2 separate regions of the Homo sapiens genome follow, and region 2 is linked to region 1. A link is a loop called in an ENCODE intact Hi-C map of the cell type or tissue named here. Cell type or tissue: GM12878. All regions are shown on one strand. Each heading gives the region's core, and the rest is flanking DNA. Links, peaks and the distances in the headings are about the cores only.

Region 1 (2,904 bases), core at 281-2,780:
TTATTTATTTTTTTTAATAACAGCTTTACTGAGATATGAATCACACATACAAAATTCACCCTTTTAAAGCTTTCTTTTTTTTGAGACAGGGTCTCGTTCTGTCACACAGGCTGGAGTGCAATGGTGCGATCATGGCTCACTGCAGCCTTGACCTTCTGGGCTCAAGCCATCCTCCAGCCTCAGCCTCTTGAGTAGGCTGGACCATAGGCGCACACCATCTTGCCTGGATAACTTTTGATTTTTCTTTTTTTTTCTGTAGAGATAGGGACTCACTGTGTTGCTCAGGCTGGTCTTGCACTCCTGGGCTCAAGTGATTCTCCCGCCTCAGCCTCCCAAAGTGCTGGGATTACAGGTGTGAGCCACTGTGCCCAACTCTGATTTTTTTACAGTAAGCACATGATAAGGGAGGAGACCACCCCTCATATTGTCTTATGCCCAATTTCTGAATCCAAAGAAAGAAGTAGTAAAAACTAAAAGGCAGAAATGGAATCCACAGGCAGATAGCCCAGCACTGCACCCTGGGCCTGGAGTTAAAAATCAACCCCGACCTAACTCTTCTGTTATCTATAGATTTCAGACATTGTATGGAAAAGCGTCGTGAAAATCCCTGTCCTCTTCCTTTCCGTTCTGATTACCAGTGCATGCAGCCCCCAGTCACGTACCCTCTGCTTACTCAATCGATCACGACCCTCTCACGCGGACCGCCTTAGAGTTGTAAGCCCTTAAAAGGGACAGGAATTGCTCACTCGGGGAGCTCGGCTTTTGGAGACGTGAATCCACCGATGCTCCCAGCTGAATAAAGCCCTTTCCTTCTACAACTCGGTTTCTGAGGGGTTCTTGTCTGAGGCTCATCCTGCTACAATGATACTTTTCTAATATGAACCCATATATGTTTTTAAAATTCATTTTTCTAAAAAGTTAGGATAAATCCATGAGATAGAAAAATAATGGACCAAAACTTAGAGAAAAGATAACTACTGGCTGGGACCCAGGACTGTGGCCAGCCCTGGGCTGATTTGTGGTTTGAGCAAACCACTGCCCTTCCCAGAGCCTCGCCTGTGAGACGGGGGTTGGCAGAAGTGAGCAGGGCAGCAGCTAGGGATTGAGCTGAACTGATGGCATCTCAGGCTCTTCCCAGCCTTAACAGCTCAAGATTTTGGGGCAATCTGGATTCCCACACCTGGTGAGAGAAGCAAATTAAGGAGATGACCTGGTCTTTGGAGTTCTCTTCCCTAAGAGGATAAACACCACAATATTGACAGTCCAGGCAACAAGGCCAAATTCAACCCAGAACAATGTTTTAGGTCACACCATCTCTCATCAATCCCTAATTGAACTGAAGGTATTTAACACCTTATCTGTCTTTTTTTTTTTTTGAGACGGAGTCTTGCTCTTGTTGCCTAGGTTGGAGTGCATTGGCACGATCTCGGCTCACTGCAACCTCTGCCTCCTGGGTTCCAGCAATTTTCCTGCCTCAGCCTCCCAAGTAGCTGGGATTACACGCTTCCACCACTGCGCCCGGCTAATTTTTTCTTTTTTTCTTTTTTTTTAGTAGAGATGGGGTTTCTCCATGTTGGCCAGGCTGGTCTTGAACTCCTGACCTTGTGATCCTCCCGCCTTGGCCTCCCAAAGTGCTAGGATTACAGGCATGAGCCACCGTGCCCAGCCTTATCTGCCATTTTTTATCTTCCATTCTAAACCAGTCCTTCTCAAACTGAAATGTGCATACAAATCACCTGTGAATCTTGTTAATATGGAAATAATCAATAGGTCTGAGGTGGGACCTGAAATTCTACAATTCTAACAACCTCCCAGCAGATGTCAGTGTTGCTGGTCCCCAGACCACTATTTAAATATCAAGGCTCAGCTGGGCACCGTGGCTCACGCCTGTAATCCCAACATTTTGGGTGACCAAGGCGGGAGGATTATTTGAGCCCAGGAGTTCCAGACCAGCCTAGGCAACATCAGTGAGACTCTGTCTCTACAAAAAACAAAAATTAGCCAGGTACAGTGGCATGTACCTGTGGTCTCAGCTACTCAGTAGGTGGGAGGATCCCCTGAGCCTAAGAGTTCGAGGCTGCAGTGAGCTGTGATCGCATCACTGCTCTCCAGTCTGGGCTACAGGGTAAGACCCTGCCTCGAAAGAAAAAAAAGTGACAAAGCAGCATCCCTTTGTCACAGAGAAAACCTGGAAACTCCATTGTACTTCACGGAATTGCTAAAAGACGACACCAGACCATATAGGCTGCCTTCCTATTAACTTTTCCTTTTTTTTTTGAGATGAAGTCTCACTCTGTCACCCAGGCTGGAGTGCAGTGGCTCGATCTCGGCTCACTGCAACCTCACCGCCTCCTGGGTCTAATCAATTCTCCTGCCTCAGCCTCCCGAGTAGCTGGGACCACAGGCAAGCGCCACTACGCCTGGCTAATTTTTGTACTTTTAGTAGAGATGGGGTATTGGCCAGGCTGATCTTGAACTCCTGACCTCAGGTGACCCACCCGCCTCGGCCTCCCATTGTGTTGGGATAACAGGCGTGAGCCACTGAGCCTGGGCCCTATTAACTTGTCTGTCACCTGTCATCTCCCTCTTGTCTTTCATTACTACTTGCTTGTTGTCTATCGTGTGTCCCCTCTACTGCAATGAAAATCCTTTGAAGGCAAGGGCACTGCTGGGTCCCTAGCTGCTGAGCACATATTTAAGGGCTAACTAAATATTTGTTGGATGAATGAACCTCAACATTTTGAGGTAGTAAGTAAAAAAGCAAGTGACAGAATGGTATGCAGGCTTTTTTTTTTTTAGAAGTCTTGCTCTGTCACCCAGGCTGGAGTGCAGTGGTGTGATCTCGGCTCACTGCAACTTCTACCTCCCAGGTTCAAGTGATTCTCCTGCCTCAGCCTCCAGAGT
Region 2 (2,904 bases), core at 214-2,713, 230 kb after region 1:
GGTGGAGCACTTCATGAACCACAGCATCACCACACTGGCCAAGGACACGCCGCTGGAGGAGGTGGTCAAGGTTGTGACCTCCACAGACGTGACCGAGTATCCCCTGGTGGAGAGCACAGGTGCCCAGCTGGAAGGGAGGAGGAAGTCGGGGGTAGGGGATGCCCTCTGCCTCCTTCTTGAACCTGTCAGGCAGACAGGATCTGCATCCAGGCTCTGTGACTTAGCAACCAACCGTGTGACCTTGAGCAAGTCACTTCACCTGAGCCTCAGTTTCCTCATCAGCAAAATGGAAATCATGGCTACCCTCCCTTGGGGTGGTTGACATGTCTAAAGAGAGTCGGCTGGGTGCTTGTAAGGCAGTCCCTGGGCAGCTGCTGGGGTAGGAGCATGGGGACACCACCAAGGTCTTCCGGAAGCTTGGCCCTCAGGCCTGTTTCTTCATAATGCACCTCCCTCCCTCTCCCTCTCTACTTGCCAGAGTCCCAGATCCTGGTAGGCATCGTGCAGAGGGCCCAGCTGGTGCAGGCCCTCCAGGCTGAGCCTCCTTCCAGGGCTCCAGGACACCAGGTGGTTACTCCTGAGGGGCGTGGGGATGGGGCGGGGGTGGGTCAGCAGGGATGGGAGGGGAGGGACCCGCTGATCTCCTGAGGGAGAGGTGGTCTGAGAGAGGCATCCTGGGGAGGCCGGCCCTGCACCCATAACTCTTCCCCACTCCCAGCAGTGTCTCCAGGACATCTTGGCCAGGGGCTGCCCCACGGAACCAGTGACCCTGACGCTATTCTCAGAGACCACCTTGCACCAGGTAACAAGTATTGGGGAGTGTGACACACGCAGCCCCCGGGGCAGGGCAAGAGCTGATGAGGAGCTCAGGCTCCAGCCTCCCGTCCCAACCCCGCCCCGCCCATCTTATCCTGCTTCCTGCTCCTCCTGGGCCTGGACAGGGCAGCTCCTGCCGTCGCCCCTCACTGCCAGGGTTGCGGGGATGATGCAGAGAGATGAGGGAATTGGGGGGCTTGGCAAATGGAAGTCTCTGGGTGGAGAAAGACAGTGGAGTTGCACCAAGGCACACGTGCGTTTCAATTTCAGGTCCACCCCATTTTGCCTGTGTGATCTTGGACAAATTATGTAGCCAGTTGAGACAGAGCCTGACACAAGGATGGGGCAAGGGCGGAGGCTGACAGGGGACCTGGAGATGGCCCCGCCCCCTCTGTGCTGCTGGAGGGTGCTGGATGTTGGGTCCTGTCCACTTGCAGCCCCGCCCAGACCCTTGAGTGGCCTCTGGCATCCCCCAGTGGCCCACACTGGACATTGCAGGCCTGGGTCTGTTGCCTCCCACACATATCAGGCCCCGCCCCTCTTCCTGGCTCAGAGGCGTGGCAGAGTGGGCCAGAGGGTGGGCTGGGCGCCATCTACCCTCCAGTGTTTCCTAACAATCCCCCATCCAGGCACAAAACCTCTTTAAGCTGTTGAACCTTCAGTCCCTCTTCGTGACATCGCGGGGCAGAGCTGTGGGCTGCGTGTCCTGGGTGGAGGTACCAGGGTCCCGGGGGCAGAGCAAAGCAGGGGACCCATGCCTGAGAAGGCTGGGGAGATGGGGAGGTGGGGGGACACCAGCATGCTCCCATCCAAACCTGGGGGGATTCAGAGGATACTTATGAGTCCCTCTTTCTGGCCCAGATTGGCCACTGGGCCTGGCTCCCCTACCTTGTTTTCTGGCCAGTGGCCAGCCTGCCCTTCTCGGCCTCAGTGATCCCATCTGTGCAATGGGGTGGCACAGGCTCTACTATTCAGCCTGGAAATGAACCTTAGGGGACTAAAAATGCTGGAGCCCCCCTCACAACCTCCTCTACATCCCCCCCCACCTCCACCCCCTTTCTCTGTTCTAGATGAAGAAAGCAATTTCCAACCTGACAAATCCGCCAGCTCCAAAGTGAGCCGGCCCAGCAAGATGAAACAGGGCACCCCAGCTGACCTGGTACTGAGGTTGGGCTGAGACCCTGCTTCTCTTCCCCCATCACCACCTGCCCCTCCCTCCAGCCCAGCTCCATTCTTTGGCATAACAGGCAACTCTAACCTAGCCCAGAAGAGGATGGCTCATCCTGGGTGGGACGATGGCTCCTGCCTTGAAAGACAAAAATCCCACCTTGGGCAGAGCTGAGTGTGAGAAGATGGAAAACCAGTATCTGCCAGGTGCTCAGTGACTGGCCATCACATTAATGAATGACGAGATTGGAGTACACTGTCACCAAGGGCAGGCAAAGATGCCCTCTGGGGTTGTCTGGTTCCCAGTGAGAGGCTCCTGAGAAAAATAAAGCTGGTTCCCAGAGCTGCTGTCCATCCCTCATCTCAGCTGCAAGGTTGCTGGTCTGGGACTGGAGCTCCTTACCTGCGCTGGCCCAGAGTGAGTTTCCCGTGGTCACGTGGGCACTGCAGGCTCGGGCCCCTGGGCTCCTCCTCATGCTCCATTTCTTGGCAGGGAGATGATAGGGAGAGAGGTTCTCCCACCAGGTCTATGATGCTTGTCCTCATGAATAAGTGGGATACTGTGTCACTCAAACCCTAGTCTCCTGCTTGGCTGGGCCACAGCTCATAAAGCCAGGACCGAAGTGTGGCTCCTTCTGGAGTCCACAGAGCCCTGGGCATCCTCCATGAGCCTTCTATGCCTGGGTGGCCCAGGTTGACCGGCTGTGTATGTGTTGGGGTTAAGGATCCCCCCTGACTCCCTCCGGACTCTGTCCAGGGGCCCAAGGTCACATCTTCCCCAGCAGAGACCAGGCCAAGGTCATCCAGGGTGAATCCACCACTTTAATGTCCTCAAAGAAACTTGAGTGAGATGGGAGGGAGCTGCAAGGAGGGGGAGTGGGCTCCCAGGGGTGAGGAGCAGGGGACACGGAGGAAGCAGGT

Evidence for each region. Hi-C counts contacts between places; a loop is a spot of excess contacts. Peaks named below come from ENCODE experiments on the same cell type or tissue, not always from the same donor. Only the 100,000 strongest peaks of a DNase experiment are listed, where the experiment ranks them.
Region 2: it touches region 1 in a loop (8-fold over the local background); 9 of 110 quality-filtered maps call a loop at or near these places.

The regions. Positions count from the first base shown.
Region 1 is chr1:15,801,723-15,804,626 of GRCh38, forward strand. No RefSeq gene overlaps it. Among named protein-coding and RNA genes, the nearest start is that of UQCRHL, 4.5 kb to the right of the region's middle. RefSeq lists an enhancer at 1,972-2,473. In GM12878, for the core only: a CTCF peak has its summit at 1,816 (motif pointing right); no DNase peak of the experiment used is centred there.
Region 2 is chr1:16,031,725-16,034,628 of GRCh38, forward strand. It overlaps CLCNKA (chloride voltage-gated channel Ka), which reads left to right. Exons shown (of 20, transcript NM_004070.4): 16 at 1-119; 17 at 479-567; 18 at 719-802; 19 at 1,446-1,532; 20 at 1,887-2,326. The coding sequence ends at 1,934. It also overlaps the pseudogene FAM131C2P. Among named protein-coding and RNA genes, the nearest start is that of CLCNKB, 11 kb to the right of the region's middle. RefSeq lists enhancers at 441-1,248, 1,249-2,055, 1,355-1,424. In GM12878, for the core only: a CTCF peak has its summit at 1,295; a DNase peak (open chromatin) is centred at 1,306.